Linked DNA regions of Homo sapiens: region 1 is linked to region 2. A link is an interaction called in ENCODE POLR2A ChIA-PET data of the cell type or tissue named here. Cell type or tissue: Panc1. All regions are shown on one strand.

Region 1 (2,500 bases), 79 kb after region 2:
GGTGGCACATGCATATAGTCCCAGCTACTTGGGAAACTGAGGCAGAAAGTTTGCTTGAGCCCAGGAGTTCAAGGCAGCAGTGAGCTATGATCACACCACTGCACTCCAGCCTGGCCAACAGAGTGAGACCCTGTCTCTACTTCAGAAAGAAAAAAGAGAAAAGAAAAAGAAAAAAGAAAAGGCAAATATGGAAGAAAAGGCTCTTTTATGGAGTGAAGAGACAGAGAGTTGAGAGTCAATATCAAGAAGATATCAAGGCCAGGCATGGTGGTTCTTGTCTGTAATCCCAGCACTTTGGGAGGCGGAGGCAGGTGGATTGCTTGAGCCCAGGAGTTTGAGACAAGCCTGGGCAACATAGTGAAACCCTCCCTCTATAAAAAATACAAAAATTAACTAGGCATGGTGGTGTGCTTGTAGTCCCAGTTACTCAGAAGGCTGAAGCGGGGATCACTTGAGCCCAGGAGGTCAGGTTGACGCTGCAGTGCAGTGGTGATAGCACCGCTGCACTCCAGCCTGGGTGACAGAGCAAGACCCTGTCTCAAAAAAAAAAAAAAAAAAGCCACCCTTAGGAAGGAGAGAATTCCAAGGAAGTTCAAATGTTATAAAGAAAACAATATATAGAAAAACGCTGGCAGTATTGTGGTCATTAGTAACTTTAAGGAGGGTTCCTCTGCATTTCCTAAGTTAATTTAACCAATATTTATTGAGTACCTGCTGTGTCCCGAGCCCTCATGAACTCAGTATAAAAGGAGACACCCAGGTAATTGATTGTATCTTGAGTGGATATCTCCCTGGAGAGAGTGCAGCAGAGGGGAACTCCTCAGTACCTCATGAGAGTGGGAGGATGGTTTTGTGTCCTGAGCTGTATCTTAAAGGATAAGTAGGAGTGAACCAGGAGGGATATGTCCAGGGCACCACTCACAGTGGGGTTTTGGGTAGCATAAAAGGCAAAGCAGGGGACCAGACACCAGACCAGCAAGATAGTCTGGAATCTGATCCCTCAAGGGGAGCTTGGGCATTATCCTGAAGGCATTTCCTGGAAACACTGAAGGATGTAATACAGAGGAGTAAAAAGATGACTCACACTTTAAATAATAATTCACTTGGCAGTTCTGAGAATGACCTAAGGGAAACAGATCTGGGGGCAAGAAGGGCTCTTAGGAGACTAATGCACCAATCCTGGTGTTTGGGTGTGTGGGTACGAAGTTCTTTCATTTGCAGTTGCTGTATGAGTTTATTTTTCTGCCTTAACTAAGGTCCCTGAGAAAAACAGAACCACGTTTTATGCTTTTGTAAATTTCCTCTTTCTCTCCAAGCTGAGCATGTGGTCCATCATGAGCCATCTGGGAAAATACACTTTTATACTGGGAACCTTTCTGACATATGCATGCTTTTCAGGAAATTGGGAAGTATATCCTAATTGAAAATTAGTTTCAGAGTTGAGATACATTGTAGGACTCAATATATTGCCCTTATTAGAAGGCAAATCTTTTACTGTCATACACATGACTAAGCTGGACCTCAGGAAGAATTCATTTCTGTTTTCTACATTTAATTGACATGAAGGTTTATTCATCCCTACCATTATTAATATCAAGAAAATGGACAGAGGCACTAGCATTATTTTAATCAGGTTAGTTCTAGATAATGGGTGAATTATCCTAGGAAGAGAAGAACTAAAACTGGCCCCTGGCAAACTCCTAATGATGAGTCTGTACTGCCATCATTGGTGGTGTCCCTCGGCAGCTCAAGGCCATGTTGGGTGAATGTGGGCCTGTGGGGAAGTCCTGTAGTGCTCCCTGGAGAGCCTGGGGAGAGACCACCAGCAGTACCCAGCTGTTTAGTAACCACGCTCTGATTGGTGTGTCTCATAATCGGTAGTGCTGGGCAGCTGTTATATCTAGAACAAGTTTCTGCTGGCGGCCGAAGTCCACTGTTTTTGACATTATGGTCCTTAGAGGACGGTGATAATGGTCATGTGTAACCTGCCAGAAAGTTAATTGTTCACAGCAGCTTGAGTGTAATATCTCCTGGTTATACTAGTATAAAAAGGCTTTCTGCAAGAAATGCAATATGAATTGGGCCTCCAAAATCTAGGTTTCTCTGTGCCTTTTTAAAATTAAAACTTTAAAAAAATGCCTGGAGCTAAAAAGAGAGAAAAAATAGAATTAACTCATTTATAGATTATTAAAAACCCAATATGCTCTACGACATAGAAAAGTAAGCATATATGTTCTTATTCAAAAATTTCATCAGATGTGTATTTCATCAGAATGATAGGGCAAAATTGATATTTAAGATCAGAAATACACCTGAAAGATCAGGACTCTGGTATCCACCTAAACCATGGTAGAACATATGTAAGGTTGAGAGAGAAAAATGTAGGTTGGGATGTTGAATGGACAGCTGTTGCTGGATTTGTATTGAATTGATGCTTCTTCGCTTCAGAAACAGCTCTTCTGGCATGATGGTGACCTGCCATGGAAAATGCTGGGTCCCA
Region 2 (2,500 bases):
AGCAATTCTCTGCCTCAGTCTCCCGAGTAGCTGGAATTACAGGCACACTCTACCACGCCCAGCTAATTTTTTTTTTTTTTTTTCTTCAGACGGAGTCTTGCTCTGTCGCCCAGGCTGGAGTGCAGTGGCGCAATCTCGGCTCACTGCAAGCTCCGTCTCCCAGGTTCACACCATTCGCCTGCCTCAGCCTCCCAAGTAGCTGGGACTACGGGCGCCCACCACCACACCTGGCTAATTTTTTGTATTTTTTAGTAGAGACAGGGTTTCACCGTGTTAGCCAGGATGGTCTTGATCTCCTGACCTCGTGATCCACCCGCCTCAGCCTCCCAAAGTGCTGGGATTACAGGCGTGAGCCACCGCGCCTGGCCACGCCCAGCTAATTTTTGTATTTGTAGTAGAAACAGGGTTTCACCATATTGGCCAGGCTGGTCTTGAACTCCTGACCTCATGATCCACCCACCTCGGCCTCCCAAAGGAGGAATAGATGCTGGGATTACAGGCGTGAGCCACCACTCCCTGCCCAAATGTGTGTTATCTTAAGCTACTAAGTTTCTGATGATTTGAGCAGCAATGGGAAACCACTACATACTCCCTCACTGATCTTCTCCCATGCCCTGAACACGCCAAGTTTGTTCTGGCTTCTGGGCCTTTGCCCTTGCTGTACCCTCTACCTGGAGTGCTCTGCCCTGAAATTTTATAATGACCACCCTACCTGAAGTATCCCACATGGTCGTCATTCTTTATCACACACCTTATTTTACTTTCTTCATACTATGATCACCACCTGAAGTTGCCTTGTTGGTTGATTTGTTTGTTTTCTCCCTGTAGCATTCAACAGAAAGTATAAGTTCCACCAGATAAGAATTTTATCTGTCTTTTTTGTTGCTGTATCCATGAGGCCTAGGGCACTATCTGTCACACAGTATCCTCTGTCTCAATGGAGGTGTACAGTAAGCGATTTGGGGGAAGGTAGGAACGGAAGTAGCAAAACATATGCACAAACTCGTGTCATTCTACTCCTAAACATTTATAAGATGGGCCCACTGTTAAGCCACCTCCCCTCACACTGTAGATGGTTTCTTCTAGAACCTTGCCAGATTTGGAAATGAGGGAGAAGAGACATAAACTCAGAGAAATAATCTTACCATGCCTTTCTTCCCACTGTTGGCTTTGTGAGTCACTATGGAAGACTTCCAAGATGGAACAAAATGGATTTGTTTCAAAGGTCCTTGTTGATTACAATACTCTGAGACCTTTCCAATATACAGAACTTCTTTACTGTATATACAGTAAATTCAGTATTTATATTCTACTTTTGTAATGGAAAATATGAATATCCATTTAGCTTCTTTCCAAGAGGACTGATACAAATAAGGAAATTCCAGTGATTCCTTACAAATGGATATCTCTTTTTCCCTCTTGTGTGAGGATTAGCAGCAATATTAATACCACACATTTACATAGGGTAACACGGTTCTCCTGAAACATGTATTTTAGGATTTGTTTGGAAAACATGGAAGTTAGTGCTTTACAGATGTCAATGAATCATCCTTAGTTATCTAAGAGAGCTAGAAAATGTCACTGGGGAGCCATGTTGGTTGACTCTAAGGCCTAGGCAGAAGCCTACAAAGGCGTTCCCCAATCCCATCACCACAGTGGTTCGTCTAAGTGAGTGGGTGGGGAGAAGGCGGAACAGCTCTGGCAAACCAAGCTTATATCACTCTTGCTGCTAGCTTTCCCAGGGAAGGAGTACTGTCTCTTTCTCAGTCCCTCCATCCATAATCCCACAACAGGAGCTCATCAGGTTATATGTCTGTCCATTAACCATTTGCTGAGGCCAGAAAGATGCAGTTCTCTGATTGGTCAAGACTACCTCTCACGATGCCCACTTCCAAATTTAGCATCAGAATTAACTACACTTAATTGCTTCAAGAAAAGCTAGAAGGGCCAAATGCAGTGACTTAGGCCTGTAATCCCAGCACTTCAGGAGGCCAAAGTGAGAGAATGGTTTGAGGCCAGGAGGTCAAGACCAGCCTCGGCAACATAGTTTCTTAAAAAAAAAAAAAAAAAGAGAGAAAGAAAAGAAAAAAGAAAAGAGAAGAAGAGCTGGAGAAAGGAGTTTCCTAAGGAAAAACAAAACTGGATTTGTTACCAGTAGGAGGAATAGATGCTGGGCAGGCAAAAAGCAACATATGTCCTTTGCCTTCCCCATTTGCTAAAGGTGGAGTTTCAGGCACCAAAACTCTTGAATAAGAGAGATATTTTTGAAGTGTGTGGTTGTTTTTTTTTTCCCAATCCTTAGATAACACTTCATTACCACCAGCCTACTTCACTTGCATTAAAGAGCCATCTGGTCTGCGTTTGACTATTCTATCCATGTTGCTTGCAGTTCTAGCTTAAATCCCTTGGCTTGTAAAGTCAGTTAGCAGCATTTAAATATGCTGAATTCTGGAAATGTTGGGATTATAAATAGTTCATCATATTTTAGAAATGCAAACAG

The links. Peaks named below come from ENCODE experiments on the same cell type or tissue, not always from the same donor. Only the 100,000 strongest peaks of a DNase experiment are listed, where the experiment ranks them.
Region 1: POLR2A ChIA-PET joins it to region 2 with 14 read pairs; 3 of 35 experiments call an interaction of 5 or more read pairs at or near these places.

The regions. Positions count from the first base shown.
Region 1 is chr1:84,631,695-84,634,194 of GRCh38, reverse strand. It overlaps LINC01555 (long intergenic non-protein coding RNA 1555), which reads left to right. Exons shown (of 3, transcript NR_027379.1): 2 at 2,449-2,500. The region is part of intron 3 of LOC124904206 (a long non-coding RNA gene); the gene reads right to left. Among named protein-coding and RNA genes, the nearest start is that of LINC01555, 2.1 kb to the left of the region's middle. In Panc1, a CTCF peak has its summit at 1,146; a DNase peak (open chromatin) is centred at 994.
Region 2 is chr1:84,711,150-84,713,649 of GRCh38, reverse strand. No RefSeq gene overlaps it. Among named protein-coding and RNA genes, the nearest start is that of SSX2IP, 22 kb to the right of the region's middle. In Panc1, no CTCF peak of the experiment used is centred here; a DNase peak (open chromatin) is centred at 1,009.